Linked DNA regions of Homo sapiens: region 2 is linked to region 1. The links are chromatin contacts, found by Hi-C or POLR2A ChIA-PET in ENCODE. All regions are on one chromosome and are shown on one strand. Each heading gives the region's core, a stretch centred on a gene start or an enhancer-like site at or near the end of the contact. The rest is flanking DNA. Distances are from core to core; before and after follow the strand shown. Region 1 overlaps OPTN (optineurin). Region 2 overlaps FRMD4A (FERM domain containing 4A).

The links. Hi-C counts contacts between places; a loop is a spot of excess contacts on that map. ChIA-PET counts read pairs that join two places held with the same protein, here RNA polymerase II (POLR2A). Pooled maps may share reads with other maps.
Region 2: a loop to region 1 is called in a map with no recorded cell type, with 8 times the contacts of the local background. The contact joins two enhancer-like sites. A Hi-C loop is called at or near these places in 1 of 37 single-sample maps with no recorded cell type and 2 of 50 pooled maps. POLR2A ChIA-PET finds 5 or more read pairs at or near these places in 1 of 52 experiments (T-cell).

What each region holds. Positions count from the first base shown.
Region 1 is chr10:13,117,326-13,121,148 of GRCh38, reverse strand. OPTN (optineurin) reads right to left here. Exons shown (of 15, transcript NM_001008212.2): 7 at 2,109-2,261. Among named protein-coding and RNA genes, the nearest start is that of OPTN, 19 kb to the right of the region's middle. Within about 2 kb of position 2,573, at least 2 of the 41 ENCODE cell types and tissues checked have a DNase peak (open chromatin) inside an H3K27ac peak, as active enhancers do.
Region 2 is chr10:13,711,252-13,714,847 of GRCh38, reverse strand. All of the region lies in intron 12 of FRMD4A (FERM domain containing 4A), which reads left to right. LOC105376426 (a long non-coding RNA gene) reads right to left here. Exons shown (of 4, transcript XR_001747371.2): 2 at 2,834-2,926. Among named protein-coding and RNA genes, the nearest start is that of PRPF18, 130 kb to the right of the region's middle. RefSeq lists enhancers at 1,413-2,277, 2,278-3,144. Within about 2 kb of position 1,752, at least 13 of the 41 ENCODE cell types and tissues checked have a DNase peak (open chromatin) inside an H3K27ac peak, as active enhancers do.

The DNA.
Region 1 (3,823 bases), core at 1,324-3,823:
AGGCTTTGTTGTCCCCACCCAGATCTCATCTTGAATTGTAATCCCCATAATCCCCATGTGTCAAGGGAGAGACCAGGTGGAGGTAATTGAATCACGGGGGCAGTTTCCTCCATGCTGTTCTCGTGATAGTGAGTGAGTTCTCATGAGATCTGATGGTTTTCTAAGTGTGTGGTAGTGCCTCCTGCGTTCCTTCTCCTTTCTGCCACCTTGTGAAGAAGGTGCCTTGCTTCCCCTTCGCTTTCCGCCAGGATTTGTTAGGTTTCCCAAGGCCTCCCTAGCCATGCTGAACTGTGAGTCAGTTAAACCTCTTTCTTTTATAAATTACCCAGTCTCAGGCGGTTCTTCATATAAGTATGAAAACGGGCTAATACACTTCCTGATTTCAAAACTTACTACAAAGCTATAGTACTCAAGACATTGTGGTACTGGCGTAAGGACAAACATAGATCAATGAAACAGAACTGAGAGTCTAATGAAGTTGAACTCCTATATCACAACATACACAGAAACAAACTCAAAATGGACCACAGGCTTAAATGTCAGAGATGAAACTACAAAATTCTTTTTTTTTTTTTTTTGAGACAGAGTCTCACTCTGTCACCCAGGCTGGAGTGCGGTGGCCAACTGTAATTTTGGCCACCGCGCCAGGCCAAAACTACAAAATTCTTAGGAGAAAAACATAGGAGTAAATCTTTGTGACCTTGGGTTAGGCAACGGTTTCTCAGATGGGACATCAAAAGCACAGGTGACAAAAGAAAAAGGAGATAAACTGTATTACATCAAAATAAAAACAAATGTGCTGCAAATGATACCATCAAGGGAAAAGACGATCCACAGAATGGGAGAAAATAGTTGCAGATCAGCCGGGCGCGGTGGCTCACGCCTGTAATCCCAGCGCTTTGGGAGGCTGAGGCGGGCAGATCACGAGGTCAGGAGATCGAGACCATCCTGGCTAACATGGTGAAACCCCGTCTCTACTAAAAATACAAAAAAAAAAAATTAGCCGGGCGTGGTGGCGGGCGCCTGTAGTCCCGGCTACTCGGGAGACTGAGGCAGGAGAATGGCGTGAACCCGGGAGGCGGAGCTTGCAGTGAGCCGAGATTGCGCCACTGCACTCCAGCCTGGGTGACAGAACGAGACTCCGTCTCAAAAAAAAAAAAAAAAAAAGAAAGAAAATAGTTGCAGATCATATATTTAATAAGGGTCTTGTATCCAGAATGTAAAATGAACTCTTATAATTCAACATAAAAAGACAAATAACCCAATTTTTAAAAATGGGCAAAGGCTCTGAATAGACTTTTCTCCAAATCAAACAAACGGTCAACATGAAAAGATGCTCAACATCGCTGTCACTAGGGAAATACAAATCAGAACTATGAGATACCAATTCACATCCACTAGGATGGCTGAAGTCAAAGTGAAAACAGTAAGAAACAAGTGTTGGTATGGACGTGGAGAAAGTGGAATGCTCATGCACTGCTGGTGGGAATGCAAAATGGCGCAGCTGCTTTGGAAAATGATTTGCTGGTTCCTTAGAATATGAAATAGCGATACCGTATGACCCAGCAATTCCACCCATAACGATATACCCCAGAGAATTAAAAACACATATCCCAGTAAAAACTTGTACACACTGTTCATAGCAGCATTATTCCTAATAGGTAAAAAGTGGCAACAACTCTAATGTTTATCAACTGATGAATGAATAAACAAAATGTTGTATATATAGACAATGGAAGGTTATTCAGCAAGGAAAAGGAAGTACTGATACATGCTACGTTGTAGATGAACCTCAAAAACATTATGCTACGTGAAAGAAGCCAGTCACAAAAAACCACAGACTGTATAATTCCATTTATATGAAATGTCTAGAATGGCCAAATCTATAGAGACAGAAAGCACATTGCTTGGAGGAGCAGACAGTGAGTGCTGTTTGGGGGAAAAAATGTTCTAAAATTATATTGTAGTAACAGTGGTTGCACAATCCTGGAATATTCTAAAAAACACTGAAATGTATACTTTAAATGGGTGAACTGTATGGTATCTTAATTATATCTCAGGAAAGCTGTTTTAAAAAAACACATATTTCAAGTTAACCTATTTCATACCTTTCTTTGGCCTCCTTGAGTGCAACTTCAAGTCTCTCCACCTTCTGATTCCCTTCCCTTAGGCACAGCAGGAGCTGGCTCACAGTTAACTCCTCATGTTCGAAGTAATTCTTGGCCCCATCTGCAGATCTGCTCCTATATTTAGACAATGCCCTGTTCAGTATAAAGGTTAAAAGGTTTTCATCAGAAAAATTCCAAAGACTAAGAAGAGAGTAACCCAATATAACTGGGACCAGCTTAAAGGAACTGCTTTCCAGAACATTCTCCAACTAATTCTCAACTAGTGAACAAGCACAGCTGGTCCTGGGACCCCCAGTGCCAAGCTCCTCCATGCTTCCTAGGGAAGGTGTGGAGACTCAGTGAGGCTCTGGAGAGGCCAGCTTACAATGCACACACCCACGTCCTCCAAACAGTCACTGTGTACCTCACACCACACCACAAAACTCACGGAACAGTTCAGCAGAGGCAGCCGTGGCTGAAGGTGCCAAGCTTTCCAGAGATCTAGTCTCAAAGGGGACTGCAGTCAGACAAAAGATAAAGGCACATTGTACAGACCACTGGCCTTTCTCCAAGTTAACAGAGACCATCACAGCTTAAGTCAAGGGGAGAAAACCTTTTTCACTTGTGGTTTCAAATAATGAGAGCAGAGAAATGGAGGCTCTGTTGATATGTCAAGTATTTTTCTCGATTTCAAAATCTGACTAAATCAAGAGACATATCAGTGACAAACAGAATCATGATCACTGTTACAAAACATGAGGGATGACTATGATGATGCTAACGGCAGCTACTCTTTCAGTCACCGACTCAGGTTCGCATAGCTAATAAACAGCCAGGATTAAATCCCGGTTTCCAGGACTCTGAAGCTTCAACTCCAAACCTGGAAATCAATCTCAAACTAATTACGATACTCACAAATGGTACAGAGCTGTTATTTTAAAAATAGCCATGTGGCTTAAAAGAGGAAGCGGTCTTTGCATCTGGATATGAATGATGAGGAAGTGGCTTTGATATTTCAACCAGGGCTTTTTTATTTCCCACTACTTCCAGGAACGTCTTTAAATATGACAAAAGCAATTTGGGGGAAACGTGAAGAATTGTTAACCAAAAAAGGGAATTACTTTCGTTTATGCCAATTACTGTGTTTGACGAAAGAATATTATCTAATACTTACTTTCTTCCTTATACAAGGGCTTAGAAACATAACGGAAGACAATTTTTTTCACGTTTTGTAAGTCATTCTATATGCACATTCATCAAGTTATACAAAGAAGGTTTTACAAATCTATGAGATAGCTGGGCGCAGTGGCTCACGCCTGTAATCCCAGCGCTTTGGGAGGCTGAGACCAGAGGATCACCTGAGGTCAGGAGTTCGAGACCAGCCTGGTCAACACAGTGAAACCCTGTCTCTATTAAAAACACAAAAAGTTAGCTGGGCGTGGTGGCGGCCACCTGTATTCCCAGCTACTCGGAAGGCTGAGGCAGGAGAACTGCTTGTACCCGGGAGGCAGACGTTGCAGTGAGCTGAGATTGCGCCACTTCACTCCAGCCTCAGTGGCAGAGTGAAACTCCATCTCAAAAAAAAAAAAAAAAAAAAAAAACTCCATCTCAAAAAAAAAAAAAAGATGGATCTCTTATCCGTCTGTGAGATAAGAGATCCTGGCCGGGCGCGGTGGCTCATGCCTGTAATCCCAGCGCTTTGGGAGGCCAAGGCG
Region 2 (3,596 bases), core at 503-3,002, 590 kb before region 1:
CAGGCTGGTCTTGAACTTCTGACCTCACGATGGGCCCACCTCTGCCTCCCAAAGTGCTGGGATTACAGGCATGAGCCACCATGCCCAGCCTGCAGTGCGGCACTTCTATAGAGTTTGTAAAGCCTGGTACAGAAACCAGAGATGGTTTCCATCTCTGGCTATAGGAATCATGGGTTCCTGTAGCATGAATACAGCTACTTTATGTATGTCTTGTCTTCCCAAGTAGATTGTAAGCTCGCTACAAATATAAACATGTATTAGGCACCATGTGTTTCCTCTTGCCTATGAGAACAGTCCAGTACAAAGTAGAAGACTACTACATGAATGGTTGGAAAGGGAATGGGAATTCAATGCTGCCTGAAACCCAAGGGCCTTGCCTCTGTCTTCTTTTTTTGTAAAAAGTAAAATATATTGAATGCCTAAAAAACTGATAGAAAAAAAAAAACCTCTGACATATGATTTCAACCCACTAAAAACATATACCTGGGCCAGGATGTTGGCTCACACCTATAATCCTAGCACTTTAGGAAGCCAAGGCGAGTGGATCACCTGAGGTCAGGAGTTCGAGACCAGCCTGGCCAACATGATGAAACCCCGTCTCTACTAAAAATACAAAAATTAACTGGGCATGTTGGTGGGAGCCTGTAATCCCAGCTACTTGGGAGGCTGAGACAAGAGAATCACTTGAACCCGGGAGGCAGCAGAGGTTGCAGTGAGCTGAGAACGTGCCACTGCACTCCAGCCTGGAGGATAGAGTGAGACTGTGTCTCAAAAAAAAAGTATATTTTATATATATATATATATATATATATATATATATGTATATTTTATATATGTATATTATATATGTATATTATATATGTATATTACATATATGTATATATTATATATGTGTGTGTATTACATATATGTATATATTATATATGTATATATATTACATATATGTATATATTATATATGTATATATATTACATATATGTATATATATTATATATATGTGTATATATATTACATATATGTATATATATTATATATATGTGTATATATATTACATATATGTATATATATTATATATATGTGTATATATACCTACTTCTGTTGCCCCTTAGAACCGGCTGTGCTCCAATAGCAAAACCTTACCAGGGCACATGGGATCCAGTCCTCTGAGAGCACAGGTTTGGAGCTTTCTGGGTGCTCTCACATTTTAAATTCCATCTGATTCGGGTTCAGTGACTCCTTTCTTTTGCCCTGCAGCCCTCTAGATGTGAAACAACTCATTTGTATTTGCTGAAAATGTAAATCCGTCTAAAGATTTGCAAGTGCCAGTCTGCTCTAGAAAGTAAAAAGGGCAGAAATGAAATAAGGAAGTGAGTTTTTCAGTTTGTATGTTTTCTTCTGAGCTTGGAGATTATTCCTGTCCATGAGTCTAATTCTTCTTATATAGAGACTCAGAACAAGAAGCTTGAAACAACTTTGTTCTCGTTCATTGTCAGAGCTTCATGGTGTGTTAGAAAGAGCCCAGGACCAGAAGTCACAAGATGTGGGTCCCATCATCAATTACTTATTTAACCTCTGCCAATCCCTTAACCTCTCTCTACTGGGGTTACTTTATCTGTGCAAGGAGGAGGTGGACCAGATGGCTGCTGTGATTCTGTGTAATAGCCCCCCTGGATGAAACAGGAAGTTACTCATAGGGAGATCATTAAGAAGCTTGGTGACTCAGCCTCAGGGGCAGCGGGGGAAGACGAGGTTCTCCAAAGTCCTAGTCAAGCATCAGAGCCACTAGACTGAGCTTCCTCTCAAGCGTCTATTTCCACATCGTCCTGGGAGCTTGCCCACCACTCCACATGCAGTCCCAGCTCTCCATAAATGCTGGCTGGGGAGGAAGTCCAGTGGAGCCAAAGCCCCTTCCTCTGCCCCAGCCTTCAGCTAAATACAGGATGTGGGAATCCAGCAGGCCATCTAATAGAAACCAGTAACTGGTCCCTGCTCATTAAGTACTTAGAGTGGACCCTGTTGCATTCAGGTCTCAAAGGCAGTATTTATTACCCACTTTTGTTTGCACTCCGTGGATAAGTGTTTCCCACCTCCTGTTTTCATACATGAAGATACTGAGGCCCAGAACAGGGAAGTGGAGGACCTGTGATCGCATTGGGAGTCACGGCAAGTCTAGGTCAGAAACTAAGAATCCACATCCAGTATCAGCCAGTCCCAACAACAGGGACAGACATAGTCTCAAGGAAGCCACTACTTGGTGGTTTCCTCTAAGTTTTGTTTCACGCAAGTCCAGATCATCCAGGCTGTTTTTTTTGTTGTTGCTCTTTTTTTTTTTTTGAAATGGAGTCTCACTGTGTTGCCCAGGCTGGAGTGCAGTGGTAAGATCTCGGCTCACTGCAACCTCCGTCTCCTGGGTACAAGCGATTCTCCTGCCTCAGCCTCCGGAGTAGTTAGGATTACAGGCGCGTGCCACTACACCTGGCTAATTTTTAGTAGAGATAGGATTTCACCATGTTGACAAGGCTGGTCTCGAGCTCCTGACCTCAAGTGATCCCCCAACCTTGGCCTCCCAAAGTGTTGGGATTACAAGCGTGAGCTACCATGCCTGGCCCAGGCTGTCCTTCATCACAGTTGTCGTTGTGTTTTAGTCTTTGGAGTATGGAAAGCATTGAGTATTGAAAGCTACTGAGTATTGAAGCATTGCTGTATAGAAAACTAGAGGAAGCCAGGACTCCAAGGATAGAAGGAAAGAATACTTGTTATCATTTACCGTATAAAAGGAAAGCCAGGCCATGGTGCAGGATGAAAAAGATTTGCTTTTTTACTTTCTACTTACAGTCATATTGTAGCTCATTTGTAAAAATCATTCCACTTGTAAAGTTAACCATCCATTAGTCAGTAAGAGCTGTTCCCACTAATTGGTGGACTCCTGGGGAAAGCAACATAGTTAGAGGTTAGAGTAATGGACCAGGTGCCCTTGACTTCTATTTCTGGTTCCTTCACTTACTTGCTGTGTGGCCTTAGGCAGTTTTCCTTAATTTCTCTGGGCCTTGTTTCACCCAAGAAGTAAATTTCCCACTTGATCTTCTTGAGGGATGCCAAAAGATCAAAGGAACGATGTTTGCAGGGCTTTTTAAAGATGCTTAAGTGACGTGCACTAGAAACCCCTTGATTTAATAGGTATGAATTAATACATTCTTTGATTATTGGTAGAACTAAGTATTTTAGCTTTTTAATTAGCTCCTTGGATATAATTGGCCATAGGCGTTACACAAATCCCTAAGGGAACCGGCCCAGTCATCCTGATGATCATTATGGGTGCCTGCTGTGTTTTTATGCGGAGAGGCAGAGTGTGTTGGCAGCTTTACATGGTGGTGGGTTATGACGGCTGCACTGAGCCAGCGCAAGCTCGGGAGGCTCCCCTGAGGTGGCGCAGACCATCGGGGCTGCCCCGAAACCAGCTCAGTCAGAGCCCACCTTACCCTGTTTACAAAGGGGAGGCAAGGTGGAGCATCTCCTGTTTGTTGATTTGATTGTTGTGTTTGCTCTGCCAGCCTCAGAGTGAGGTATTTAACAGGCAGGACTTCTAAGCCTCAAGG